Linked DNA regions of Homo sapiens: region 1 is linked to region 2. A link is a loop called in an ENCODE intact Hi-C map of the cell type or tissue named here. Cell type or tissue: GM12878. All regions are shown on one strand. Links, peaks and the distances in the headings refer to the core of each region. The heading gives the core; the rest is flanking DNA. Region 1 overlaps LINC02161 (long intergenic non-protein coding RNA 2161). Region 2 overlaps MEF2C-AS1 (MEF2C antisense RNA 1).

Region 1 (15,698 bases), core at 5,043-10,042, 170 kb after region 2:
AACTATTAGAAAAAAATACATAAGAACACAGATTAGAAAACAAAAATCACCTATGAACTCAACATCCAAATATGATTACTCTGAATCTAGGAGAGAAATAGGACAGATTTTAGACCTAGAGCTGCATTGGAATAGTGTTCTTTTTCACTTACTAATGTAGTCATGGCTAAGTTCTTTAACTTCTTTGGCTTTAAAAAAAAAATCTGTAAATGGACGCATTAGTAAGCACAGGGTAAACTGCTATTAGAAATAAGCCCTGAAATATAATGTATCAAATATAACCAGTCTATTCCTGGGCTCATATAATAGTCCAACAAGGTTGGGTTTAGGTTGGTGGCAGCTCTCAGTGATTTGAGAATCCAGGTTCCCTTTAGATTTTGACTTTGCTATCATCTACGACAGGGGTTAATAACTTTTTCTGTAAAAAGCCAGATAATAAATATTTTAGGCTTTGCAAGCCATAAAGTATCTGTTACGACTACTTAACTCAACTCTGCTGGTGCAGCATAAAGCAGGCATGGACAATATGCAAACAAATGTGTATGGCTGTGTTTCAATAAAACTCTTTACAAACAGGCAGTAGGGCAGATCTGGTCCATAGGCCATAGTTTGCCATCCCAGCTGCGGGGTCTTCCAGGCCATCTGCATCCAGCTAGCAAAAAAAAAAAAAAAAAAAAAAAAAGAAGGTATGGAGGAAGCATATCTGCTTCATAAATGCTAAGCCTGTAAATTGAACTCATCATTTTGTTCACATTATCTTAGTGAGAACAAGTCAATATTATAAAAAATAACACTTACCTGTGAGAGGGGTTGGAAAACGTCTGCAAACATCCACTTCCTAGCTTCACCTCTTTGGAAGGTGGGATGAATTTGGTGGACGGTTACTCACTTTTGATACATTTATGGTACTGATGTGAAGATGAATAATAGTATCTATAAAGTTCCTCGAACATAAAAGCATTCAGTGTACTATCCTTCTTATCATATATAGTTTTAGCAAATATTTCAATCTTCTTTGATTATAACTTCTGTCTTAATTTTATTATTTTTTAAAAACGTATGAAATTTATTTTATTATCCTCTTCCTAAGGTTTATTCTACTATGATTATCCACAGCCCCTTTTCTCTACCTTATTTCCATTTTTCACCCAATTCTATTATTAAATTAGTTAACAATTCAACTACCAGTTTTTAATAATATTACAGGTTAAGCATCCCTAATTTGAAAATCCAAAATCCAAAATGCTCCAAAATCTGAAACATTTTTAGTACCACCATGATGCCACGTGGGTGGCTGAGATAGTGACACCTTTGATTTCTGAGGGTTCAATGTATGCAAACATTGTTTTATGTACAAAATTTTTAAATATTGTAGAAAATTACCATTAGGGTATATGTATCAGGTGTATATGAAACATAAATGAATTTCATGTTTAGACTTAGCTCCCATCCCAAAGATATCTCATTATGATTATGCAAATATTTAAACATCAAAAACATCTGAATTTTCCTTTTTTTTTTTTTTTTTCAAATAGGGTCTCATTCTGTGGCCCAGGTTGGAGTGTAGTGGTATGATCTTGGCTCACTGCAACCACTGCCTCCCAAGTTCCAGCGATTCCCCTGTCTCAGCATCCGGAGTAGCTGGGACTACAGGCAAGCGCCACCGCGCCTGGGAATTTTTGTGTTTTTGGTAGAGATGAGGTTTCATCATGTTGGTCAGGCTGGTTTGAACTCCTGACCTCAAGTAATCCGCCTGCCTCGGCCTCCCAACGTTCTGGGATTACAGGCGTGATCCACCGCGCCCAGCCAAAAACTTGAAATTCTAAACACTTCCGGTCCCAAGCATTTTAGATAAGGGATACTCAAACTGTCTTATATTCTGTGGTCTCCCAAGTTCAAAATTTCTGAATTTTTTTTAACTTACCTTTATACATATATTGACTCCCTGTATACATTTCCTTTTTATTTTTATTTTTGTCTTTTCTAGTATAGTTTATATGTCTTTCTCTCAGTTTTTCTGCCCATTCTTTACTGTAAAGTGTATTGGATTCCCAGGGCTGCCTAAACAAAGTACCACAAACTGGCCACTTAACAGAAATTTATTATCTCCCAATTCTGGAGGCTAGAAGTCTGAAATCAAGGTATCGGCAAGGCGATGCTCCTCTCTGAGACCAGGAAGGAAATCTTTCCATATCCCATCCCACCTTCCGGTAGTTCGCTGAACAGTCTTTGCAGTTTCTTCCCTTGCAGCTGCACAACTCCAATTTTACCTTTGTCGTCACTTGTCATTCTCCCTGCAGGTGTCTATGTTCTCATGACGATCTTATAAGAATATTATTTATATTGGATTAGGGGGTCCACTCTACTTTAGTGTGACTTCATCTTAACTAATTACATGTATAGTGACCCTATTTCCAAATAAGATCCCATTCTGAGGTATTGGGGGTTTCGACTTCTACATATGTGTATTTGGCAGGGGAGATAGAATTCAATACGTACAATTCGGTACATACAAGTCCTCATAACCTATTTCCCAGACCACTATGGTAGCTTTTTTACCCATCTTGCAAGCAGAGTGGTCCAACACAGAGAACATTAATATTGCTTGCAAAATAAATAAGACATCTGTGTATACACTAAAACTGACATTAAAGCCTTAGAGAAAGTTAATTCTAGATAAACTTTGGAAAAAGGAGGACTGGAAATCTTTCTTTCCTTTATACCCTCTATTCAGTTTTCTCAAAATTCAGTGAGCATGTACATCACCTGGGGATTTTGCAAAGGAAGATTGTGATTCACTAAATCCCAAGGAAGGGGCTGGGATTTTCTTCTTTTTGAAAAAATATTGCAGTATATATTCTGCTAAGCAGAAATCATAATATTTACTTTATAGCATTGTCATGAGGATTATATGAGGTCGTGTATGGGAACATGTCTACCATACATAACTTCTGACATGGGGTCGAGGGGTCCTGCAATAAATATTGTGTCTAAATTTATAATCATAATTACACAACTCTGTTATTTAAAAATGTTAACATCATAAGCTAGTATTATTTCTCTGAATGTCCCATGGAGATTAGCATTGCCTTGCTCCCAAAATATTCAATAATTATTTTCTTTATGAATTTTTGAAAGTAAGGCATTTGATAAGATGCCTTCTGTATTTCGAAATAGCACAACTCTAAATAAGAAAAGAAAATTTTAAGAAATTATGTCAAAGGGAGAAAAAAGAAAATAAGTATATCATGGCCAAGTTGAGTTCATTAGTATTCTCCTTTATTTATAAGTCATCCCGACAATGTTTTGCTCATATAGGAAATATATATAGTGTTTCAAAGTTGGTTATTGAAGGTAAAAAAAAAAATCTGTTTTACGTTTTAAAGTAAAAAAATTTTCTTTAAATAAAAACATGGTGTCGAATCTTAGCATTTACTTGTTTTAACCACAACAACAACCTGCTTTCATACATATTCTACACACACTATCATTTCTTCAGCATTCTTTGTTCTGAAAGATTGCACAGAAGTCTAAGTAGTGTTAATCTCAATCCTTTTATCTTCTAATGTATGAAAATCTAAAACTGAATTAACTCACAGAGCTTAAAGGACATTTAGTGATCATTTGATCTCCTTTTATAAATAAGAAAACATTACCTAAAATAATTATGTCACTGTGATCATGCTGCTAATTAGCGCCCAAACTGAGATTATAAACTGGACTCTCGTCAAGTGCTTCTCGCAATCAAATTGGAGATAATGAAGATGAAATCCAGGAATGATCCCTGAGAGTGAGAACTCTGTGTGGAAGCCCCTTACACTTGGCACAGAAGTGGTCGAGTGCGCGTCTTGCAGAGTGATCCAGCTCACAGAAGATTAATATTGCTTGCAAAGTGAATAAGACATCTGTGCATACATTAAAACGGGCGTTAAAGCCTTAGATATCGTTAATTCAGGAAAAACAATTTTGAAAAAGGAAGACTGGGAATCTTTCTTTGCTTCATACCCTGTATGCAGTTTTCTCAAACTCAGTGAGCATGTAAATCACCTGGGGATTTTGTAAATGGAGATTGTGATTCAGTAAATCCCAGGGAAAGGGCTGACAGTCTGTATTTCCAACAAGCTCCTAGGTGATGTTAATGCCTATGATTCAAGAACACGCATTGAATAGCAAACTCAAGAATTCATGTAGATTACAATCTGTGGTGTCTGAGCAGTGCTTAGCCCTGTCCAAGGCACCTTCCTCTCAATGACCACAGTACTTGCTATCTCCAGCACTGGCCTGGTCCTTAGCTCTATCCTACTTTAATGTTATATCCAGGGTTTTTTTCTACACAACTAGAAAAATCTTTTTGAGGTATAAGATTATGACTCATATCTCATTGAATCTGTAGTGGCTAGCAATGTTGAAGACTTGGAAATATTTATGGTTTACTATACTGTTGAGAAAAAAATATTTAAAACTCGTATTCAATGAAGGAAGTCCTTTTTAAACATTAGTTTTTGGACAAAATTTGAATAATTTTTTAAGCTAGTCATGTTATATCTGCTATGATATGCGAATCATGCCATATTGTAAAATGTATGATTGGGTTTATCATATGCATTAACCTATGGCATATAGTGCTTTATTTATTTTGAAAAAGAAATATTTAGTAATTCCATTTACAATTTCATTTCTATCTGAAACTGGAAATTATAAATCCATTATATACAAAAAGTCTTTTGTATATGATGATAATGTTACAGGAAAAAATTAACTAAAAGTAAATCCAGTTTAAATAATAAAAATATTTTGGAAAAATTATGCTGAGAGATGAAAACAAATATTTTAAAAATAGGTTCATCTATTCAAACATTAATAAAATTAATAGTATGCATTAATTTCAAAATAAGTAAAGGATTCTTATTTGGAAGGAGATGAATTTTTCCAGTGAAATTATTTGAGGACAGGATAGGACACCTTTATATTTCTATGGCACAGCCTGATCATAAAGAGAGATATACTTGAAACAAATATTCTAGTGATTCATCAATTTCTTCAAGGTCTTTTTTGGTTTTATGATATCCAAATATTCTCTTTTGGAGCATATAAAATATCCTCATTCTTGGCAATTTTCTCTTTTGCAATTGGTAACTGGTCTATTTCTTCCATATGCTGATCTGTCAGTGTTTTTGCTTATAATTTAGGCAATTCTTCTCCATCATTTTCATTGTAGGAAATTATGGTGATTTTGCCTGAAATACCTATTCCCAATTCAAAAATGTATTAACAGCAAGGATCAAGGATATTTATTAGCATACATAGCCGGATATAGAGTATGCGCCAGATATCAGATGGCAGGTGCTTCTGACGCCATCAACGACTCACGTTCTCTTTGTCTCTAAACCTGACTTTCATATCCTAGGCCTCATCCAAAACTAGTTCCCTTGTAGTTTCACAATGGCTTCCAGAGATATTTTAGGATGCCTTTTTGATTTTCATAAGAAGAGAGAGCAAGAACATGTGAAAGAGAAAATTCTTCCCCATTCTTCCCCAAACCTAGAACGGAAGTCTTTCTCTTTTGTCAAGTGGACAATTAAAGTCATAGGCTCAAACTGAGTCAATGATGGCTAAGAGGGAGTTGTCAGGAACTTGGATTGTCTAATTAGAAATCCATCTGGAGATGAGGATTTGTGTAGAATCCTGAAAAAAATCAGAGATCACTTTAGAAGGAAGGAGAAGGTGTAGGATTATTCCAAGCATACTGGTTTTATAAAATCTAGCATCTTTTAAAACATTCAGCTTCATGTAACAATAAATTTGTCCTACTTTTATTTTGCACTGTCTTCTGACATCAAGTGAAAGTGACAATGAAGACATAATGAATAGGGAATAGATGCCAAGTTAAGAGTGGAGAGAAAGGACTAATTTTACAAGTGATTGTTTTATTAATACATATTTTTGTGCGGTAAGAATTTGGGTGTCTTATCAATCTTTCAATTGAAGAAACTCAGGAAATGAATACTTATGTAACAAGGATCCCCTATATTTCCCCTAATATATATTTCACGTATATTACATGCCTGTAATTTATTAGTTCCAAGGGAAAGTATTCAAATATTTTTTACTGTGCATCAACAAAAAAGAATGTAGATATTGACAATCCAAGGGGGTCATCTACGTTTAAGTTATAGAGAAGGTGACACAAAGGACCTCAATTTTTCCATGCACAGAAACAATGAATTTGAGGCATGTTCTTGGATAGTGAAGCACTCGAGCATCAACGCACGATGCAAGGTCACTGGAAAAAGCTCTGTCCTTGGTATTTTTCTCTGGCTCAGGAAACGATATGTGTAATAATATTGGTTAACAAAATTATATTCAGTTTGTAGGGGAATCTTATTATATTTGTCTCTTATTTGTGTGATTTTCCCTTTTTTTTTAGTTCTAAATTAATATGCAGCATTTGTAAACCCACGTAAGAATGAACTGTGTTCTAGCAGATTTCTTTTGTATCTTGTGGCACAAGAGCTATGCTGAATTGATAGGTGAAGATGGGGAGAAAGATTGGCCTTTTTTCATATACGTTGAGGACTGAATCTGTGAAAGAAGATGACCATCAAAAATGATATATTGTTACTCAAGGGTGACAGTTAGAAAGGTGCATGTCAGTAATGACAAGCACAGGGAGGGACATCAGCCAGAGGCATCAATTCCTTTGTCCTTGATCACAATGTAACGAGCACTGGATAAAGACTGAGGAGGCTAGTCCCTGACAACTAACTTTACATATAACTATAGAGAGAGTAAGAGAAAGGTCAAAATGTTTTATCAAGAGAAAAGAATCTCTACAGACTGGTGGCTAAGACAACAAGTTAAGTATTGAGGCTCAGAATAAAACATCTCTAGAAATACTCCTCTAGCATGCCTAGCAACATCTCTGCCTTTGTTTTGGCTGTTTGTTTGCTTTCTCCCTTGTCTTTCCACGAGCAGAAGGATCACACAGGGCATGTGGCCTTCAGGAAAGAAGTGACTGAGCAGGGTGAGGGTACGGGGTAGCAGCTAGTTAATTAGTTAGTGAAAATGCTGGCCTGGTCCCTTGGTACCAAGAATCAAGATGAACTGTGAGGAACAACTGAAAGGAACTCTACCTTAGCGTTTGTGATGATATGTGGGCAGGATAAAAATATTTCTCTTCCCCACAAGATTGTCTTTTCTCTTTCCAGTATTATCGAGGGAGGCTGAACACAAGATAGAAACACCAGCCAGGTGAATGCCCTTATTTTACTTCTTATCAGAATATCTTTTCTCAGTAGCCCCAATCTGAGTCATCATCTTTTCAGCATACTTAACTGTAAAAAATATATATATATCCAGATAGAGAATGAAACTAATGTTTAAAAGATAGAGAAAACCAAGATAGAAGAGTAAACTAAAGACAATTAACTCCATCTGGTTTGAGGATACTTCCATAGGACAGACAAAGTAGAAAATAGTTTTTGGAGCACTTTTCAAGCAACCAGCTTTGGTACCTGTTTTTCTTCTAGCTCTTTGGCACCAATTATCTTTCCTCACAATTACCTGTACTTTTCTGCTGGGCTCAGCCATTGCCATGCTGTCTTCCTGAGAAAAAGTTCACTCTATAATGCATGAAATTTAATATATAATAATAGTAAGAACAATTAAATTTGGTATAAACTTGCTGGCTGTCAGAGACTATTTAAAGTGTTTTATATTAATAATCATTTAATCCTCACAACACTTTAGTATGGGCCTTAGCTCCATTTTCCAGATGACAAAACCATGACACAGAGACTTTAAATTTGATCACACAACATTAAGTGGCAAAGCTGACATTCCAAGCCTAGTTTCCAGAGTGTATCCTAGCAGCTGCCTTGATATATAACCTCAAATCATTGTGCATAATATTTGGCAGTGAAATATTCTCTACTCTGAAGTGATTTTTTGGTCCCACTTCTAAAACTAGTATGTCATTTATCCTATTCTTTATTTTGATTTTTGCATAATTCACAAAAATAAGGCAATCCCTTGCATGTTTCTTCAAGGTTTCAGAATATTGATAGCTAGAATTGTTGCACAATTATCAATTTTAATTTAGGAAGTTTTTGTACTGGCCACAAACAACAATTCACTATTATTATTATTATTACTACAGTTTAGTGCATTAGAAAAATGCAAAACAAAATCTAAGTTGAAAAAGAAGAGTTACCTGGTGGCCTAATTCCAGATGTATTGAGTAAGTGCTAAGGGTTCTTGAGAAAGTGCTAAGAGATTCAGTCCCACCATTTATAAATGATAAGAGTAGCTAACTTTTAATGAGGCTCCCAGAGCTAAAATTTGATGAGTATATAAAGTATTATAAATTATTTTTTAAGTGGAAATGGTTTTCTTATTCAGATTAAAACAAGATTAGACAATATTTCAGAGAACTATTTGTTAGGAGAAAAGATCCTCTATTAAGTTGTTTTAAAATATTTCCCCATTTCTAAGGATACTATATAATATTCTCATATCCTTGGAAAGTGATCCATTTCTCTAAGAAAATATGATTTCTTGATACTTTGTTAAATATTTTTAAAAGAAAACTATTATTTCCTGGAAAATAAATAACAACTTTTTTCAGCAGGCCAAAGAAGCCTCGATCATGCGAGGGTTTATGATGACATAAACTTTTCCTAGACACTAAAGGAAGACATTGCTCCTAGCACTCTACCATCTGCTGCAGATATTTTAAAATTCTAAAGCACTAACAATGATGCAATTTGCTACATTTTGAGCTGCATTTTACAACTCTCTCTTTGCTGAATTACTATTGATGACATTAAAACCCTTTACAAATCAAGACAACACATTTGCTTGCTACTGCCACCAAAGAGCTGTCAGCTACTCTTTTTCTGTGCTGGAATATACCTGCTACCTTCTTCATGGTCAGCAATGTTTAAACCCTTTTAAAGAATGGGAAGTAGAACACAACATCATTGTCTACATTAATTATCACTTGTTTAAAAAAATACCCAGGAAGAAGGCAACCTTTGACTTGAAAAACAAATAAACTGGGAAGTGTAGTGAGCAATTTATTACATTTTTTCCTTCTCATGAATAAAAAGGAGTATTCTCCAGATTTCTGGGAACAAAAGACTGGGAATCACTGGAATGAGTTATATAACATAGGATATTCAAGGAACTAAAATATTTCTTCATGAGTACAGATGTTAAACTTGGAGAATTACTCAGAGAATATAAGTTTCCTAAAAAAAAGAAAAAAATGGCAAAAGTTAAGATCTAAATATTTGATAAAGATTTAAAAGTTTTCTTTTTTCTTGGCAGTTGAGCAAGTAATAGCTTCACAGATAGATAGATTTGAATAACTCCAATTTCAAAATTATTTTCAGCCAGTGATATTGTGATATGGGGCTTTCTGCAATACTGCTTGCTTAGAGGAACAGAGAGAATAAAAATCAGCAATTACCAACTAAGTTTCAGTGCAGCCTAACATCTGATAGTCACCAGTTTCAAACTTCAGAAATTATTATCAACTGTTACTTTCTAAAAGTCACTATAATATTCAAACATTTCCCCTGGAAAAATGGCACCTGCCAGAAAAAGTAACGGTATAAGTTATGCATCCATTTTACAGGACACATTTTACAAGAGATTTTCATATAAATGAAATTAATCGTTTGGGGAATTCTTGGTTAGTTTCCTAACATGTTTTTTCCAAAAAAAAAAAAAAAAATCTCTTCCTTGTTTTCTTTTCCTTAAGTTTCCATAAACTAGAATCTTCTTATATCCAATTTCTCATATTAATTTGTGTTACATTTCATTACTGAAATAATTTTAACCATTTTTATTTACCTATTTATTTATTTTTATTATACTTTAAGTTCTAGGGTACATGTGCACAACGTGCAGGTTTGTTACATATGTATACATGTGCCATGTTGGTGTGCTGCACCCATTAACTCGTCATTTACATTAGGTATATCTCCTAATGCTATCCCTCCCCACTCCCCCCAGCCCATGAAAGGCCCAGGTGTGTGATATTCCCCTTCCTCTGTCTAAGTGTTCTCACTGTTCAATTTCCACCTATGAGTGAGAACATGCGGTGTTTGATTTTTTTGTCTTTGCGATAGTTTGCTGAGAATGATGGTTTCCAGCTTCATCCATGTCCCTACAAAGGACATGAACTCATCATTTTTTATGGCTGCATAGTATTCCATGGTGTAATATGTGCCACATTTTCTTAATCCAGTCTATCATTGATGGACAATTGGGTTGGTTCCAAGTCTTTGCTATTGTGAATAGTAAAGCAATGAACACACGTGTGCATGTGCCTTTATAGTAGCATGATTTATAATCCTTTGGGTATATACCCAGTAATAGGATGGCTGGGTCAAATGGTATTTTTAGTTCTAGATCCTTGAGGAATCCCCACACTGTCTTCCACAATGGTTGAACTAGTTTACAGTCCCACCAGCAGTGTAAAAGTGTTCCTGTTTCTCCACATCCTCTCCAGCACCTGTTGTTTCCTGACTTTTTAATGATCGCCATTCTAACTGGTGTGAGATGGTATCTCATGGTGGTTTTGATTTGCATTTCTCTGATGGCCAGTGATGATGAGCATTTTTTCATGTGTCTGTTGTCTGCATAAATGTCTTCTTTTGAGAAGTGTCTGTTCATATTCTTCGCCCACTTTTTGATGGGGTTGTTTGATTTTCTCTTGTAAATATGTTTAAGTTCCTTGTAGATTCTGGATATTAGCCCTTTGTCAGATGGGTAGATTGCAAAAATTTTCTCCCATTCTGTAGGTTGCCTGTTCAATTTGATGGTAGTTTCTTTTGCTGTGCAGAAACTCTTTAGTTTAATTAGATCCCATTTATCAATTTTGGCTTTTGTTGCCATTGCTTTTGGTGTTTTAGACATGAAGTCCTTGCCCATGCTTATATCCTGAATAGTATTGCCTAGATTTTCTTCTAGGGTTTTTATGGTTTTAGGTCTAACATTTACGTCTTTAATCCATCTTGAATTAATTTTTATATAAGGTGTAAGGAAGGGATCCAGTTTCAGCTTTCCACATATGGCTAGCCACTTTTCCTAGCACCATTTATTAAATAGGGAATCCTTTCCCCATTTCTTGTTTTTGTCAGGTTTGTCAAGGATCAGATGGTTGTAGATGTGTGGTATTATTTCTGAGGGCTCTGTTCTGTTCCATTGGTCTGTATATCTGTTGTGGTACCAGTACCATGCTGTTTTGGTTACTGTAGCCTTGTGGTATAGTTTGAAGTCAGGTAGCGTGGTGCCTCCAGCTTTGTTCTTTTGGCTTAGGATTGTCTTGGCAATGTGGGCTCTTTTTTGGTTCCATATGAACTTTAAAGTAGTTTTTTCCAATTCTGTGAAGAAAGTCATTGGTAGCTTAATGGGGATGGCGTTGAATTTATGAATTACCTTGGGCAGTATGACCATTTTCACAATATTGATTCTTCCTATCCATGAGCATGGAATGTTCTTCCATTTGTTTGTGTCCTCTTTTATTTCGTTGAGCAGTGGTTTGTAATTCTCCTTGAAGAGGTCCTCCATATCCCTTGTAAGTTTGATTCTTAGGTATTTTATTCTCTTTGAAGCAGTTGTGAATGGGAGTTCACTCATGATTTGTCTCTCTGTTTGTCTGTTACTGGTGTACTAGAATGCTTGTGATTTTTGCACATTGATTTTGTATCCTGAGACTTTGCTGAAGTTGCCTATCAGTTTAAGGAGATTTTGGGTTGAGATGATAGGGTTTTCTAAATATACAATCATGTCATCTGCAAACAGGAACAATTTGACTTCCTCTTTTCCTAATCGAATACCCTTTATTTCTTTCTCCTGCCTGATTGCCCTGGCCAGAACTTCCAACACTGTGTTGAATAGGAGTGGTGAGAGAGGGCTTCCCTGTCTTGTGCCAGTTTTCAAAGGGAATGCTTCCAGTTTTTGCCCATTCAGTATGATATTGGCTGTGGGTAGATAGCTTTTATTATTTTGAAATACGTCCCATCAATACCTAATTTATTGAGAGTTTTTAGCATGAAGGGCTGTTGAATTTTGTCAAAGGCCTTTTCTGCATGTATTGAGATAATCATGTGGTTTTTGTCTTTGATTCTGTTTATATGCTGCATTAAGTTTATTGATTTGCATATGTTGAACCAGCCTTGCATCCCAGGGTTGAAGCCCACTGATCATGGTGGATAAGCTTTTTGATGTGCTGCTGGATTCAGTTTGCCAGTATTTTATTGAGGATTTTTGCATGGATGTTCATCAAGGATATTGGTCTATAATTCTCTTTTTTTGCTGTGTCTCTGCCAGGCTTTGGTGTCAGGATGATGCTGGCCTCATAAAATGAGTTAGGGAGGATTCCCTCTTTTTCTGTTGGTTGGACTAGTTTCAGAAGGAATGGTATCAGCTCCTCCTTGCACCTCTGGTAGAATTCGGCTGTGAATCTGTCTGGTCCTGGACTTTTTTTGTTTGGTAGTCTCTTAATTATTGCCTCAATTTCAGAGCCTGTTACTGGCCTGTTCAGGGATTCAACTTCTTCCTGGTTTAGTCTTGGGAGGGTGTATGTGTCCGGGAATTTATCCATTTCTTCTAGATTTTCTAGATTATTTGCATAGGCGTGTTTATAATATTCTCTGATGGTAGTTTGTATTTCCGTGGGATTGGTTGTTATATCCCCTTTATCATTTTTAATTGTGTCTGTTTGATTTATTATACCTGTTAAGAAACCTACATCTACAATTGTCATGGATTTATGGACACTTCTTATTTATTAGACAGAAAATTTATTTGAAATTTGATATAAAAATAATTTACATATTCATAGAAAGGTTATTTCTTTTTTTCAAGTTTTAAGGTAAGAATAAAGCAGTTTTATCAAGTAACATTCTAATTCCCAAATGTTCTACTGCATAAAATGAGGGAAAGGTGACTTCGCAAACAACACTGAGGGTTGAGTCACCACACTTGGAAGTGGCAAACTCTTTGTCATCCTATTTTTATTATTGAGCACTTAGTGAAAGTGAAAGAGTGGTGAGGTTCTAAGCAGGTGGCCAGACAAGATGTGAATGAATCACTTGGAGTAAAGGCACAGACATAGCTTGTCACAAGAGCAAGATATTTGAAAAAGAGCCATCCATTAAATGATCCCACATACAGTTCTGTCCCCACCCAGAAAAGTATCCTGTCCCCAAAGACCTTCTGCTTCATATAATCACAATGGAATTAATAATGGCAATGTTATCCACTGTATATTACATTCTAGTTACCAAGATAGACACTGTGCATATATTATTTCTAACCACTAACTCAGTCCTACAGAGTGTATATCATTACTTTTACGTAAAAATGAGGAAAGGGAAGCTCAGATAGGCACATGGCTATGTAAGGTCCTAATACTAAGAAGTGGCTGAGCTGTGGGGCTTACCTGCATCTGACCTCAGGACTGACTAATATCACAGCCGAGGTCTATTCATCATAATTTGCAGCTACATGTTGCTTTGGTTGCATATAAAGTTGTTTCTGAGGAGAGTGGACTAAAAAAGGGCAACCCAAATATTTAAAATTTGATTTCTAAAATTCTGTTATCTGTTCATCTACCCTGAAAATAATTGAAAGTGGGGAACAAGTGCAATGGGCGTATGAAATTTAAATTTGAGACACAAGTGGACTCACTAAATTAGAAAAGTCTATGTCAGATTTCATCCTGTGGTACTGTAATAAATATATCACCTAAGATATTGAATGGTCTTCATGAATAAATGACTCCTTTTTGCCACTCCATTTTCACCTCTGTGCCCTTTACTTCCTCACTTTGTAGTGGCTGAATTAGGCAGACTGTAGACTTATTCTAGGTTTTTGATCAGTGTCTAGGTTAGAATCAAAACACACAGTTCTGAGGGTAAGAACAAAGTTTGAATGGAGGGAGTAACATAAGGCAGTCCTTTCCAACCTCTCTAGAATCTGTTATTTTGGTTTATTAGCGTTGACCAGTCCCCATGACAAACAGGAAAAGCCAGTCTCTGACACTTAGGACTCTGCCTCCCCTAGTTTTGATGCTCAGAAGGAGATGCTTCTAGCTTTTTCATAACTAGTCATATGTGATGCATTAGCAATAATACCTACGCAATCACTGTTAATTTAAAATGTGGCTCTGGACATTTTCATCAATAAACAATTATAATTGTAAATGCTTTTAAAAGTTTTATTGAGGCCGGGCGCGGTGGCTCACGCCTGTAATCCCAGCACTTTGGGAGGCCGAGGCGGGTGGATCACGAGGTCAGGAGATCGAGACCATCCTGGCTAACAAGGTGAAACCCCGTCTCTACTAAAAATACAAAAAATTAGCCGGGCGCGGTGGCGGGCGCCTGTAGTCCCAGCTACTCGGGAGGCTGAGGCAGGAGAATGGCGTGAACCCGGGAAGCGGAGCTTGCCGTGAGCCGAGATTGCGCCACTGCAGTCCGCAGTCCGGCCTGGGCGACAGAGCGAGACTCCGTCTCAAAAAAAAAAAAAAAAAGTTTTATTGAACTATAATTCCAGCTTATAATCAAACAAGGCCAAATTTGAACTTCAAGAAATATTCCGATTATATGGAAAATTTGTGAACTCCCTAGAAACATTACCATAGACTGACAATCTGAGGAAGAATCCTACAACCTAATAGAATAAATAGAATGAAGGGCCCATAATTATAAACAGAAAGACTTCCCTTTAAGCAGTACCTGCTGAAATGATGGCAGCTTTCTCTGAAAAGAATGCTTGATAATCAGGAAATGAACATTTAAGTTAGACAATGCTTTACCTTTTATTCTGTTTATTTTAACTGTATTTTTCTTTGTAATTATACTATAAACAGTTCATCGATGAACACTTGATATACCGCAGATGGTGAAGGGATTGGACAGTGTTGTATTCTTCAGCATCTTGGTCACTTTACCCTCATTAAGAGAGGTCTCAGCATTACAATTAGGAAGAGGTATTTGTTTTCTGTCTGCTTTATTGTTCATGAAAGAAAAAGGATGATTTCCCAGTAAAAGCACCAGGAATCTAACCCCTGGGTTGGCTCTTTATTCTCCCTGAAATTGTACTTGACTGCATAAAAATTATTTACCCTCTTAGTATATTTAAGAATGTTAAAAAGAAGACACTTGTACCTCTCTTAGAAAATCACATAAAGCTTGATCAATTAATATTTACAAAATAATTTGAACCTCTTGAAGTTCCATAGAGCTTCTAAATATTAAAATAGTGTATGACTTCAAAATCCACTTTTTAATCCTTTGGTTTTATTTAAAATTAGTGTCCTCCACCCAATATTAGTAAAAACTGAGAGTGAGCTGAGTAACAGATTTCAGCACTGTCAGTAAGGCAGCTTTCCTTTGCTTTGCCTGTATCTCTGTAGGTCTCCTTGTTAATCATTTTACTTTATTATTTATTCCATATATATTTCCATGAAGAGTTCTTAATGATAAAAATCTGATTTCTTGATCCACAATCAAATCTTACTATGGCCAGCTGCTATGTCTTCATAACTCTGAAAATATTACGTCTCTTTGCAAGTTGGCTCTAACACAAGGAAGGTTACTAAACTAACCCAATTAAATTGAGCATATCTGCAAGTTTAGATGATTATTGCTGTTATCTGTGAGGGCTGGGATCCAACGTGATGG
Region 2 (15,698 bases), core at 3,981-8,980:
GATGGAGTCTCAGTCTGTCACCCAGGCTGGAGTGCAGTGACGTGATCTCAGCACACTGCAACCTCTGCCTCCTGGGTTCAAATGATTCTCCTGCCTCAGCCTCTTGAGTGTCTGATATTACAGGTGCGTACCACCACGTGTGGCTAATTTTTGTATTTTTTGTAGAGATGAGGTTTCACCATATTGGCCAGGCTGGTCTCAAACTCCTGATCTCAAGTGATCCACCCACCTCGGCCTCCCAAAGTGCTGGGATTACAGGTGTGAGCCACTGCACCCAGCCTCAATGTAATTCTATACTGAGATTGACCTTAAGGTGGAAGACAAAAGGCTCAGTTTTACTTAGGTTGTATATATAAAATTTAAAAACAATCCATATCTTTCATTGTATAGTTATAAGTATTGAAGAAATGCAAGCTCTCTTGTAGAAGAGTTTAAACTAAACTAGAAACACAATAAAAATTCAGAACACTATAAAATTTCCATCTGCCTTTTCTTTGGTTAATAATATGACATTCTATCTTCTATTTAATATTCTAACCTCTCCAAATGAAGATTCTTCCTGATTCCTCTGCATCTTTCTCCAGAACCCTGCTTTGTTTAAAAGAAGTGTACAAATATTGACTATCAGATTTGTGACAATCCAATATGACTATGGCTATGACTCTCAAACTTAAAAAGTGTAACCCTAGTGAGTTCTGTATTTTGATGTTAATTAAATTCTTCTTTTTGAGTCACCTGATATTCAGTTTTCTGTAATTCTTTTGATTTTCAGGCATCCAAAATTGTCAGGTGGCGTGAACTCTCTGAAACCAAATTATAGGCAAATCCAGTCAGTATTAGTAGCTAACTACCTATGAAAAGTTTTGAAGTGGAGTTTGCTTTTTTAAAAATAAAATGTACCTTTAGTTCTTGAATTAAATCCTATTTTGAAAAACTTTACAATGAATGAAAAGTAAAGCCTTCCTTTTCAACCAGTTTTCCCTAGCCTTGTGGAAATCCAACTACTGCCTAATTTTAAACCTTGTTTGTGAACACATTTGTATGAATGTTAGTTAGAGATGACTGTTTTACCTAAAGTGCTTACTTAAATATTGAAAGGGTTTTCAAAAATACACTATAAAAGTAAATTGAGAAACAAATTTAGCTTTTAGGAGGAGAAGAGAAGAATATGCGAGAACTCTTTTAATTAATACTAATATGTTCATGGCTGAATTTTCAATGTATACTTTAATTAAAACTCAATGCAAATATATTTTGATATATATATATAGTATATAATTTAAAGCCATATTTGTACAGATAGATTGGATAGAAAATGTTTAAATGTTGTTATAATTTACAAAATGTTTAGATGCATAGATAAGTAATAGAAATGATAGTTATCTTCAGGAAATTTTAGTCTTGGGTATTTAAATTATCATCACACTTTTGCCATCATCATTTAGAATTTTAGTCTACAAACAATTAAAGATCTATGAATGAAACATGTAACCAAGTGTATAATTGCGCTTGTGGTGGAATATAAATTATCAGTGGAAATTTAGTGTTCTGATGAATCCTTAGGTGGGGGAAAAAAGGAGATAAATAAATGGTGGTAGAGGAAAAGGTAATCATGAGAAGGAGGAGTAAACTAGTAAGTTGGTTTTCTGTACATATAAATCTCTGTGAAGGATGAGGTAGGGCCATGATTTTGGAAAGAGTGGGGAAGGAATAAATAGAGATAAAAACGTGAGCATAAGAGAAATAAAAGGGTACTGGGAATTTAAAAAGCAGAAAGAAGTGAAGAGCAAATTGAAGTAAGAACCATTCCAAAAGAACCACTGTCTTGAGTAATCAGTTTAAAATAACATCAGTACAATTTTATTTAACCTTTAGTTAAAAGTCATTTCCTACCACAGAACCATTTTTTGCTGGTCCCATGGGTTATCTCCTCAGATTTAATGGAATTTCTGTGTGAAATGTATGTACAACCTGTAGACTAATTTCTATGGTTACGTTTCAGTGAAGATTAAATATTTAGTTTCATCAATAATATTTGTAACCACTTTGAGAAGAAAGACCCCATTTATTTTATTATTTTTGTTTCTCCTTTAAACAATTCATAGATCCTTCATAATAATTCATGTTTCTATAGGGACATTATGATGGTTTTCAGATCTTCACGAATCATTTACTGGTATTCTGCTAGTTGTCAGGAGAGTTTTAAAAGGTATATAATTAATTTAATCCCCATTAATTACTGTAACTTCAACAGGCTTTTAAAAAATATTATGATTTAAAATGATGCTGTGATGGAAAGAATCATCAAGATTGGCTGAGGATTGGCAAAATAAGTAAGATTTTATTTAAACAACTGAAAATTGTTATCATCCATTACTATTTAGCAACAAAATGGGATATTTACTAATCATCAGTTTGACTAATTTCAATATCATTGAATATTGATATTTAATAATTAACTAACTGAAATTCCTTAAAATAATGTCTATCTGAATTAGAAAATAAAAAATATATAAATATATTTAATCTTGTTAATTTTGATATGATCAGATAATTAAGTTTTCTAAATTGATTCTTAAAGAATCATCTTTAATAAGAATGCATAAAGTTGTTTGTAAATTAATAGAAACAGTTTTGAAGTTAATGGTCCTAAAAATAGTAAGTTTTCCTAGATGTTACAACTGTCTTTTATAATTTAATGATCAAATTATTAATTTACTCAAACTATTTTTCCAACAAAATTAAAGGTAAACTTAAGCTTCTGGTTCAAATTGATCTAGTAAGTTCAAATCTGTCTGTATTTTCTTTGCCTCAGATTCTCCTTGAATTGACAGAAATGGTGAATTAAAATGAAAGAGAACATGACACTATGGAAAGAAAAAATAAAGTGTACCATTAGTGAATCAAAATTTTATAAACATTTGGGACTACTAGATGGGGGAGGGTGGCAAGCGGGCAGGGGTACTGTTAGGTACCAAGCTTACTGCCTGGGTGACAGGATCATTGGGACTCCAAGCCTCAGCATCACACAGTATACCCAGGTGACAAATCTGAACATGTACCCTTTAATCTATAATAAAAGTTGAAATTTCTGAAGTAAATAAGTTAATAAATAATAAAAACTTATGAGAATAGCATAAGTGAAATATGATTGGTAGGGAAATAAAAGAAGATGAAATTTAGCAGAAGTCATTAAGAGACCTCGAAGGTGAATCAACAAATAAAGAAGGCAGGGATAGGCGAGGGGGCAATCCAGGGTCATTTTTTAGACAGCTATTTTCCAAAGAGCTGGGACAGTAGAACTCTTCCTTTCCATACAGGTGTAAATAGAGCTATGGTTTGGTAGCAAAGGCTTTTGTTCCAGGGCTTAAGCCCAAGGACTATTCTCAAAATGAAGTGCAAGTGGGTGATCTTTATAACAAAATTATCTTTGTGAAGATGCCGGGGTCTGACAGACAAGTGGAGCACATCCTAACATGATTTTAGCCACACAAACACACACACACACACACACACACACACACACCACAAAATAAGTTTAAAATAAAAGGCAGAAGAGCACTTCTTTTGGTAGTAAAATGCACTGGACTACAGCCTGTAGGAGGCTCCTGCTCTGAAACCTGCAATTTTTCCCAGGGGCACTTCAAAGAGACTGGCTGTGAAAACATTCCCCTGACTTCCCTCACTTACACAGAACCTTCACTCAGGCTTCTCTTTCAGGTGAGAGGCCTCACGGGGAAATGGTAGTGAACAGAAGCAAACAGAATATGTGTCAGCTACCTGTGCTATTCAATATAGTTCATCATTTATAAATGTGACTACACATCCAAGAATCTTGAGAAAGTTGAGGTAAACCAACCATATGAAAGACAAAGTCTAACATGAACAACAAAACAAACCTATCCATTTGTCATTAGGGCTAAGGGAAGTGGTGTAAAAGACTTTTCAGCAGCGGGGAGAGAGATTTGATATTATTTGAACCTTTTTGGAAGGTTATTTGACTGCAATTGTGAAAATTAATTTCAGGGGAGCTAGACTATAAGAAACCATTGAGAAAGTATTTCAATGATTCAAAGGGTTTAATGATCATTAGAGAGGTGTGCTGAAAGGACATTCATGAATATAAGGGAAGTTTAAGAGGTAAACTTGGTGTGGATTAGAAGCGGGAGTGACAGAAAATCAGGAATCAAAGTGACCTACATTTTTGGCTTATCCTTTCACCATCATTCTTCTCATTTTGGAGGTCAGTGGCTTATTTTCTGACTTCCTGAGCCAAGTTATTTAGCAGGTGACTTTGTCCAATATGCTTTCTGCTGAAGCTGTGAGCAATGTACTAATGTAAAGATGGCCTTAGGTGTGTTAAATTCACAAGTATCTGATTTTGGCACCATGTAATGTCCAGTAGACCAGTTTGCATTAAGTGTCTGGATATAGTGTTCCCAGATCCCTTCATAAAGGAAGAATAACTTTAAAGTACAATAGTAACGTAAATCAAAGAAAAACTTGACTTTGTAATAGAATAATTTTGACAAGGTTTGAGACTGTTAATTTTATATACACGTGCTTGTAAGTATTTATATATATAGATCAATATATATGTAATATATAATGAATATGTATTATAAAGAAATATTTAACATCTGTTTATAATTGCTGGAAAGATCTAATGTTTTGCATTTTAGAAAGCATAAGATCCATTGTGAAATACTTTGAATATTAGTATTGATAGTTGAATATTAGTATGGATAGTTGTAATTAAGATTTTTATCAAATAGAGTTATTGTTTAGGCATATAATCAGACACACAATATCAACCCAAGTCTGTGAAATTCCAGTCTATGGAAGTGAGTTGTACAGTGTTTGGCTTTGCACTACACCATCTTTTTGGGTGTAATGCAAAACCAAATACTGTATATATGTATGTCTTGCTGAATAGATTGCTTTGTGCCTCTCTCTCTTTTCTAAAGCTTCATAGACTGTTGGTGTAAAAGGACCCCAATGCCATTAATATAGAAAGCCTTACTCTTTCTTGCCTCCATTTCAATCTAATACAGGACCCAACCCCCTGAAACATTTCCTCAATTGCATCTTGACATTCCCAAAGACTGTTTCTTGGGTTACAAATTAAACAATATACTCTCATAAATGCTTTGTGTGATATAAAATTAAAACTGTAGTTTTAATTTTAGTCCAGTTTAATTTTAGTTTATCACATATGTTCAAATATCTTTGAATCCTTACCTGGAATAACACTGATTATTTTTTCAGGGAAAAAAAAAAACTATTTTGTCATTGATTGTGTTTAAGGACCCTGAGAAGTATGTTGAGTTCCCTGGCATTCTTAAAGGCAAGAGGGCAAGCAGTTTTATAAAGGTATTCCAATAACTACTTTATAAAATCTGAAACTTCATGTTAATTTCAGTTTCAACAAAGTAGTTCACATTATGACTTCCCTAAATCTTAACCTAGATCTCGACAAGAAATTAGTTATAATAAAGAGTTAAAGAAAATATTTTAAAGCTGCATTTTGTCCTGTCTCTTAATATTTGATAATTAAAATATGTAAAATTTGCATAATATCCCTAACTTTGTCTCAGCATGTTCATATCTATTCGTCCATCATTTCTCCAACAGCACCTTTGAAAGACACAGCTAGAATCATGATCCCATTTGATTCAGGAGATAATTGAGTCAAAAAGAGATAAAATGATTTTCTGAAAAACACGGGACTAGTGAATACTAGCACCACAGCTAGGAAGCTAGGGTTATGGTGTATAAACCTCATTTATTTCATTTAGAAATGAACAAAATGAATTTTAAGTCACATATAAAGGATAGAAAAGGCTACACCAATGGTGTGATTTCAGGAACTTAAATATTTTCTCAACAACCTTCCACAGACCCTGAACTCCTCACAGTTTCAAGTCAGGCAGTATCCCCAGAAAGTCCCTAGTTGAATGCAAATACACAGTTTCTGATTTACCCAAAATCAATGTACACAATACCTTCTTTCCTGCCACACTTTCCCCACACACCAGTGCCTTGCAGCTGCTGAAATAGGAACCACAATGAAGACGAATGGGACTTTTTAGATTCTGTGGTGCAAAAAGTTAAGAATAAGAAAGCTGTGTAAATCACGAGCGTTATAGATAAAAAGATGCAGAGGCAAACATCTAAATTGGTATGATCTTCTCGTGCTAACTGAAAATAAATCTTTATGTATTATCTGAATCTTTTTTACATCAATGTATTGTTATGTTAAAGTTCTACAAATTCATGATTTATTTAGGTAGCAACTATTCCAATCACTCTCAACCTTTGGGAGTTTAAGGGATTAAGAGTCATTCACACTTTCATGAATTAGTGGAAATTAGTACTCTCAGATTGTTTCCTATTAACAACGTTCTAGGAGTCTGACATTTCTGACTTTGGAGAGTAGGGAAAGGGGCAGCTTGGAGGGAAGAAGGGGCACTAAACACTAAGTATAGTTTGGTTTGTTTTTACTTATTTTCTGTGAACTTAGAAATATGGCAACAGTTTATAAGATGATTTCTACAAAAAATTCTCTAAAGAAACTATCTTGATAGGATTGTTATTTGCTCACATGCTATATAGGATGCATAAAGTATTGACATCCTTATTACATTATAGCCCACAAGACTGAAAACTCCAGCAAACTTGTAATAATAGATGAGAATGCAAAATTTAGAAATTAGACACTTTCTAAAAATCTTAAATGTTCAGGGTCACTAAACTGTGGACTCCTGGGGACTTTAGGAGTAGAACCTAGAAAAACATACTAGAATATGTACTAGAATAATACAAAGAGGTGTAGAAGGCAATAGAGCAAAAATATATTCTTCCTCTCTATTTATACAGGGCCAGTTTTGACAAAGAATAATTTTCATGACAAAATAGACATAAAAGATATTAAGCATTATTTCTAGCCTCCATTTTCAATTTTGATTTTGTGAGGAAATTCAGGACACATGCTCAATGAAAGTGCCATCTTTATTTCAAGGAAACATGTAAACAATGTGAGAAACCTCACAAACATTACACCATAAAAGAGTGAAACACAGCTCTGTCAGTTTCATTTCGAGATTCTCCTTGAGGGAAGGAGGGAGAGAGAGAGAATAAGAACGACAGAAAGAGAAAATGAGAGCTCGATGAGACAAGAACAAACCTCAATTTGTCTAAACATCACATGAAAAGAAAACATTAAAAAGCTTGCCTGCATTTTTACAATGAAAACATGCATCCCACATTCAGTTGTCTTGATTAGCTCCAGTAAAATCTTGGTCTGACATTGCCTGTTACCCAGCATACACTTAAGCTACCTTACCTTGTTATTTATGTATTTAATCCTAACTACCTTTAATTATGACTCAAATATTTAGAATAAAAAACAAGAGGGTTGATCTTCTAAAAAAAAAAAAGTACTTCTTCCAGAAGCAAATATATGAGCTTTATCTTTACTGCTATAACCATTATATATAAAATAGTAGATGGTTGTCTATATTTAAGTGAGCTTGATAGGAAATATCTTTAACTTTTGGGGGTCATGGCCATAATATATCTAATTATTTTGTAAAGAGTGGACAAAAGGATTAGATTATTAATGTAAGAAATATGTTTTCAATCCTAATCACAATTTCAACTGGATGTATATCATTTGGCCGCTTCCAAAGGTAACTATCTAATACAACTTCTTGGCAGATATGTGGATCTACAAAATCCAGAAATGCTGAGGACAAGATTTCCCATAATATTCAATGTGCTACAAGTTCATTTTCTTACTAGAACTTTTCTTAACTGCTTGGGTTGATAGCTTAGATGTCCCAAATTACAATTGATACTAGAAACACAATATCAGAGATTCTTTCTCCACTCTGCCTTACTGTTTCCATTTTAAAAATAGTTGTATTACATTTCTGCTAATAAAAGCCTTTCTAAGGATTCTATATCATTCTTTTGCAAGGCACATTCACATCCTTCAATGAAAGTTGCTATTATCAGAGCAATGTAGTCTTACTATTTACTTATTACAACAGCCCTCATGACTGCTTACCCAGGCAAACACTAGAAATATCTAACTCATTACCACCACATAAAATAGCATGGGGTATTTTCAGAATGAAAGAGATCAGAGCATGACAAATTCTAAAGCTGTTTGTGTCCCTGTTTCTAAAGAAAAGGATGGCTATTAAACAAGCACTGGTAACTTTAACTGTCAAACAAAGAGGATAGATTAGACTCTCATTGAAAATATTGCCCAGCCAAAATCTTGTTGGAAATACCTGTTAGTTTATTACCTTTTTTTTTTTTTTTTTCATTTAAGGTCTCAACGTCAATGGATGTTTTTGGGCCATCTGATGAATGAAAACTGACCCAGATGGAGTCAGAAATCAAAAATGCCTATTGACTTATTCAGCTGGAAGTTGATCCTAGTTTCTATTTAAATCTACTGCTTAAGTGTCAGCATACAGGCTACATTCCTTATCATGGTTCAGGGGGCAGATATTTGGGTCAAAATATTTCTACTCACTCTGTAGCTAATGTGGGCTTTACAATGTTTACAAACAGCTGTTACAATAACCCAAAGATCCGAAGAAAAATGTGACACATTCAAGAATCTGACAGTTAAAAGCCAAGCATTTGTTCAGATAGCACCTTGTGGTTTGAGGTAATAAGACCCACGATCTTAATAGTATTTGTCACATTCAAGCAGCTGTATCCATGAGAGTAGAAGTGACTACCCTCTTACACACCCAGTTACTACTTTGAACCCAGGTCTATATTTTGGCTACCTTGGCAACAGCACAGCAATAACAACTGGTGCCATAATGGCGATGTCAATCCAAGGACATCTTTGGAGAAAGCAGAGGCCCTGACTTTCAACATAGAGAGGCAGAAAGAGCACATAAAATAAACTGAGAAGTTGGTGTCCATAGCACTGCTCATACACTGAGACTCTAGGATATTTATTATAATAGCGATGTTTTTACAAGCCCAGTAATTTTCTAATGGCTGGCTGTTCTTTTGTCAAAAAAACAAAAAGCCAGAAAACATTTCAGGGAAATGGGTCTCTGCAAGCAGGAGTCTACTTTTTTTCTATTTTTGTCTGAAATGAAACTATGAAGGATAAGCTATGCATTACCTTTGACCATATTAATCAATGTAGGTTTTCACACAATCATTAAGATGAAAGAGTTTGTAAACAACAATGAAAAGAGACAAAATTCATTGCTCAGCCTTCCCATGGAGGGTCTCTTATAATTGGTCACTATTACCTCTCCTTCTGGTCACATGGTCAAAATACATTTCCCTATCCTCAGGACATGAAACACACTTCGTGTCCTCATTACTTGCCTTGGTTAATGAAATGTGAGGAGAAGTGATAGGTGTCTCTTCAAGATGGAATATTTAAAAGGAAATTCGGTTTGCTATTGTTCCCTACCACTGTCAAGGCAACCAGCAGCATTCCAGATGATAGAAGCTTCATCAACCTGGAGTGAGAAGATGTAGAGCTGAGTTCCCAGCTGTCCTGGGATGAACACGTAATATGATCAATAAATATACATTTGTTGCACTTATCTACTGCAGTTTTGGAGGTGTTATCTCAGTATAACCTAGTCTATCCTGATTACACTGAGTGCATAATTTTTAGAAATCCAAAGAATGCCTTTCCTTAACTTTTCACAGAATCAGATGCTACAAAGAAGATAATGCTTCAAATCTCTTCACCAGAAAGAGATAGACTTTTTTTCTGGACTGGCTAGAGAGAAAGTATAGAATCATGAATTTATGGTTAAACTATGTTCTTCAGACAGAAACTCACATTTCCACTTTGACTAATTCAGATGAACTGTTTTACTGCCTGAGCTACTCAGAAAAATTGCTTTAATTTATTGTCTTGTAAAACAAACCAAAGTTTTATAAAATAATATTCAGACCCTTTTCATTTTCTTTTGTGTGTGTGTGTGTGTGTGTGTGTGTGTGTGTACCTTCACATCCCCTCTCTTTTCCCTACAGTCACTTTCTCTCCACTTTACTTATGTGGTATTCTCCTATCTGACAACAAGAGAAAGTGATTATTACTACTTTATATAACAGATTCTGGCAAAGTAATTGTGCTTCTGTTTCCACGGTAATTTAGGCTGTTTCTGCTGTAAATGGAAAGCAAAGTTACATGTCAGCCTTATGGAATCTTTGCTAGTGATATCAGTTCCTTTAGGTATTTCTAGACTCCAAAAACCACATGGACCATTTGTAATATAGGTGAAATAGAGAACATGTAACTTTAAAGCAGTCCTACTGTGTTTCTCTGCCTTTTTTTCTGAGATCAACCCAGAACAATTCAAGTGGTGTTTCTGTGAGCATAGTTAAATGCATAGAAAATACGGTATATGTGTATGCATGCATGCATGATCATATGTTTAAGGTAGAAAAATACACTTTAATCACCTAGATATGATCATTTATCCATTTTTAAATTATGATGAATAATGTAATTATATTTGTTCATACATTCTTCAGAATTAACCACAACAAAAGTCATACACAGACGTATTTGGTAGAAGACCATGAGGACTTCCAGAAAAATCCAAGAGGCAAAGTGTATTCTTTATGTTACTAATCAGAAGTAAATTCTTTGTCTCAAGCCACAGAGTTTTTTTTTTTTTAACTTTATGAAGCATTATGGTATGGTGTAATTTTTTCAAAAAGATTTCTTTATTTGCAGAATATCATATTTTTCTGTAAAATAATGGTTTTATACAAGATTTAATATTTGCATTTGCTTCTATATCATATATATCAATATAGAGTGTTTCCAAAGATATTCATAAGGAAACAAACATGTATTATTCCACAGGATTAAAATGAATGGCTAGAAATAAGCTAATATCTCCTAAAATTAAACATGTATATTAATTTGAAAAGTATTTTACTTGGATAATTTATTATCTATTTATTACAACAATTAACATAAATTTCTCAATTTAAAATAATTTAAATTCATTTTTCACTATCAAATATTGACAGAAAAATTCAGTAATGATTTTTTTTAAAAATTCCCCTATTGCCCAAACCTGTATATTTTTAAAATTTATTTGACCATAACAATATCATAAATTTAAGTATTATTTGAATGGACCACATTCCATATTCACATTTTATTCTCTGTGAATCCGTGGCTTATAATGGTATGTATATATGAATTAAGGAGAATTTGTTAATAAAACAATAATTTTGATACCATTGTAGACCTCATGATAGTTATGGTTCTCAACAGGGGATTTTTAAAAGAAAACTCCCCTACCAGAGTTACCCACATGCCCACCTGCATCTTTTACACATGAAAATCCACTTCATTGTTCAGAGCCTTTATTAAGAAGACTGTTGACTTCAATGCTAAAAATATCCTAAAGGATTTCTGATTGTTCCAGGAAATTCCTGAGGAATCATTTTTCTGGTGATTAAACTGGTCATGTGTCTCTAGTAGTCCAGGTCGAGGTAGGCATAGGTTGGGAGTGTTACATTTTCTGAGCACCCATTATAAGTTCAAACCCCTTTTGGCCCTTTACATATCATATTTAGTATTCATAATCAGTCCATGATGAAGCAATTATCCCCTGATTCCAGAGGAGGGGCTGAAGCTCAGGGAGGCGGGTAATGTGACAATGTCCACATACCTGGTAAGAAATAGAGTAAGAATTTATAATTTAAGTCTGTTTAGCTTTGATATCGATATTATTCCATTATCTCATGTTGTTTCCCAGAGGGTACAATTGCTGCTTCACTAATTTAATATTTATTTTCAAAATAATTGTCTACAGGTAGTTGACCAATTATTTTCCTCCTGCGAAATTAAAATATACAGGAGATGTATGGTTCAAATTATCTATCCATTTAAATTCATCAAGAATTTGACACAATAAACTAAAAAGTGCCGAGGAGAACTTTATTAAGGGAGCAAAAATATATAAGAAATGGCTCTACATTTTGGACAGCTGCATTTGACTTATATACTATTTAAGGAGGTTTGAACTGATTCTCAGAACTAAATGTGTATATTCCCTGGTCTTTTTTTCCACACCCTTTTCTTTTCTTACTTTTTAAAGTGGCTTGATGTATTAGAGATGAAGCAGGTCCTTGACTCCTACCCATTTATCCAATATTTGGAAAAATCTGAGTTAGAACTATAATTTATTCTCTCTCTGTCAGCCAAAATGAGACCATAAATATAAGGGCATTTTATCTACTGTCTATAGAGTCTGCTGCTTTGATCCTGCCTCCTTCTCCAATCAAATTCCGGAAATATTTCTAATTGTAGCCTTATGATTCTCAGAGGGTGCTGTGCTTTTTATTTTCAAACTTATATAAAATCTTTTGGTATTTTTCCTCTCATGTTTATAATTTTGACTTTGATTTTTGCATTCACATTTTCTGAATTTTACAGTAAGACCTTTTTACCATACCTTGTTCCTCTTTTAAGGTTTGTTGCAAAATTCTAATTAACAGATTGAACAACAAAAGAACCCACTGAACACCCACTAGATTTTTTTTGAAGGAGGGGAAACATTCTATAAAAAACACTGAACACTTTAAGACACACACTGATGAACACCTACTTCTTAATGAAATTCATCACCACCTAAATTCAGTTCCTTCTTTCCCACATCATTGCTTCAAACCCCTACACACAAACACCCTTGTAAGACCAGTTTTAATAAGCATATACACCATAATATATATTTTCAAAAAAGCATTTGTAAAACTGTAAATCTTGATTTGTATTTCACATAGATAATAATTTCTTCAATGTTTGACTTCCATTCTGTTGTGTCAACGAGATGATTTACTCTGTTTGTGCCATCATAATTCAAAGATCATTTTTAAAATTATTATTTTTTCTTAAAATTGAAAAGATATAATTTACCAAATTTTTTTGTTGTAGATGTTTTTAAGAAACAGATTTTTAAAAGCAAATTAGTAATGAAGAGAGGGAAGCTGAAAGCATACTAAAGAAAGATTTATGATGGTCAATAGAGAAGAGCAATGTTGAGTAGAGATTTTTTGTTTCACATAAAATATATGAAAGGTAGTGTGCAGCCATTTTGTAGCTTAAGTCCTAGAAGACATCATTTTGGGTTATACTTAGTATAGGTGTAAGCATATATAGTATAGGTGAAAGAATGAAGAAACACTTGCTTATACATACTTTCTTAAGTTTCAAGGGGAAAAAAAAGCCTAACAATTTTACATATGCAAGGTTTAGTCCATAAAGAGAATAGGAATATCTTATCTTTTATTCAGCTAACAGGTTTTAGCAGTTTTCTGAATACTTATGAGTAGCTCAGAAATTCATATAAGTTCATGTAATTCACACAGCATCTGTTGTGAAAAAAATAAAGTGATAATTTACATCCAATTAAAATATTTTTCATTAGATAAAATGCTTTAATAAACCAACAAATTTATGTAAGAAAACATTATTCATTGAGAATAAAACAAATCTTTCTACAGAGTATGCAAAAAGTCCAAGATTGGTCAGCTAGAAAAGGTGTGAGTCAGTCATTTATGTAAAATTTTAATACGTTGAGTACTTTTTTAAAAAAACTGTGTGTCCTTATTGTCTTCCAATTTGTATAAGTTATTTAAAAGCATATTTGCTCATTGGATGCATTCTTATTAAACTGCTAAAACAGTATATCTATCAAACCCCTTGTATCTACTATAGAAGTAGAAATTTCAGGAATGCTTCTTACACACAATCACCTTTCTGTCTTTTAAAAGCTTGCCAATTGTGCTACATAGGAATATATGCAAGCATAGTTTAAAAACAAGTTAAAAGTTTTTTTTTTCATTTCTTTTTCTGATATAAGGATTCTTTACCTTTAAAAATAGGCTTATATTCAATTTGGCAGGAAATTATGCAAATACATTCTGTAAGGGCAGATTCCAATGGTACAACATGAAATAAACTTAAGAAAAAGGGGGAGTCAAGCAAAGAGAAAGTTGGTGGGTCTTGCTATTTTTTTATACTTTAAATATTTTTAGGCCTCTTCACCACTGCTGTTGGGTCATTTCTCTTAGCTATACTAAAGAGCCTTTGTCAGTCTGGAGGAGGCAGCCATGTGTCCATGAATGCTTATTTAGTACGGTGAGGACAGATGGCCTGGAATTGCTGAAGAAGACCTTAAGATATATTTAAAAGAGGAAAGGGAAAGAAACAATAAGGGAGGAAATAAATTAGAGAAGAGGCAAATGTGTGGCAAAGAAAAGTACACACACACATAAACACACACACATGCAAGCCACATGCACACAAATGCAGACAGACTATAAAGTGGTAAGTAGGACCTGTTTTTTTATAGATTTGTCTTTTCTGTAGAAATTTTGGTTTATATTATTGTTGATTTGTTGTCTTTTTAGCAGAAATCTGACAATAACCATCACCACCGTTCTGAGCTTAATCTGTTCATTGATGTGTAGTATACCTTTTATTTTATAGTATCCAAACTTGAAATGTGGATTTTGAATTGTAAAAGCTTGGGGGTTTTACTTAAATAAATATGAGTTAAATTGAAATCCCTGACAGCCTAAGAGTCAATGCTTTAACATAATTTATGTTAGAGTATATCATAATTAATCTTGCTTAGCATTTCCACCCCCACCCTCCCCCCGCCGTTTCCTGTTATTTTAAGAAAATATACACACTATTGCCCAATCAAAACCTCATACAGGAATATGTTATGTACATTGAGAAGGGAAGAGGAAGCGAGGGTGGGGAATGGATGGGCATGGGGACATGTGTTTTCAAATATAAAGATGTGAGATGTTGTGAGATGACAAAAGTAACATTAGTGGATTTTTATTATGTATTTTTTCTTTTCAAGTTATCATATTAACATCTTCCTGTTTTCTTCAGATTTATTCCATTTCAACCATGGTATGACTCTGGCAGGTAACAGAGGACTATTGCTTCAATTGGCAGGTTTTCTACTGCTCATAAAACAAATATTAGATTCCAAATTTCTTCTTATTGCCTTCTGAGTTGTCATGGTTATCGAATGACACTTTCTCTAAATTCTCTCTTTTGTGACTGTTTTCTATGCTTTGTAAAAACAGAATGCTTGAAAAAAAAAACATGAAGTTTGAGTGCTAGAAGAAGCAAAAGCAGCAAGAAACACAAGAGTAAGAAGGAAAGAAACATTTTGTTAACCACAACTTGAAATTAAAAAGATTTTATCCAGAAGCATTAAATGTCACTAAGTACAATAAGGCTAAAAAATACCTGCTTTATATAATGGTTGTCTATACAAACCCTTGGTTACTTGCTGCCTGCCTAGTAAGTTACTCTTGCATTGTGGTTAGAGCTCTTCTGCAACAACCCTAACCCCCCATATCCCCACCAACCTCCACCACCACCAATGAAAAGGCAGCCAGAATGCTGGATCATTCTGAAGTAAATATAAGAAATTTTTTTTTGATAAAGCACCTTTAAAAATAGAATAGCAAGAAGATTCATAAACAGAGCATCTGAAAATGTACAATACTTTTGTCTTACAAAAACATCTGTTGCTCAGATGAGTATTTTGAGCATTGAGTGCTTTAGATTACCCCTCAGAAGGTGTGTTGGGTGGTGGCTCTCTGTGGACTTGGCTTCAGGGAGGTCAGCCTGACTCCTTGGC

The links. Hi-C counts contacts between places; a loop is a spot of excess contacts. Peaks named below come from ENCODE experiments on the same cell type or tissue, not always from the same donor. Only the 100,000 strongest peaks of a DNase experiment are listed, where the experiment ranks them.
Region 1: a loop joins it to region 2, with 2.3 times the contacts of the local background. A loop is called at or near these places in 1 of 110 quality-filtered maps.

Annotation. Positions count from the first base shown.
Region 1 is chr5:89,600,367-89,616,064 of GRCh38, forward strand. All of the region lies in intron 1 of LINC02161 (long intergenic non-protein coding RNA 2161), which reads left to right. Among named protein-coding and RNA genes, the nearest start is that of LINC02161, 27 kb to the left of the region's middle. In GM12878, for the core only: no CTCF peak of the experiment used is centred there; no DNase peak of the experiment used is centred there.
Region 2 is chr5:89,429,548-89,445,245 of GRCh38, forward strand. All of the region lies in intron 8 of MEF2C-AS1 (MEF2C antisense RNA 1), which reads left to right. Among named protein-coding and RNA genes, the nearest start is that of LINC02161, 140 kb to the right of the region's middle. In GM12878, for the core only: a CTCF peak has its summit at 6,026; DNase peaks (open chromatin) are centred at 5,994 and 7,094; H3K4me3 peaks cover 1,150 bases; H3K27ac peaks cover 4,787 bases.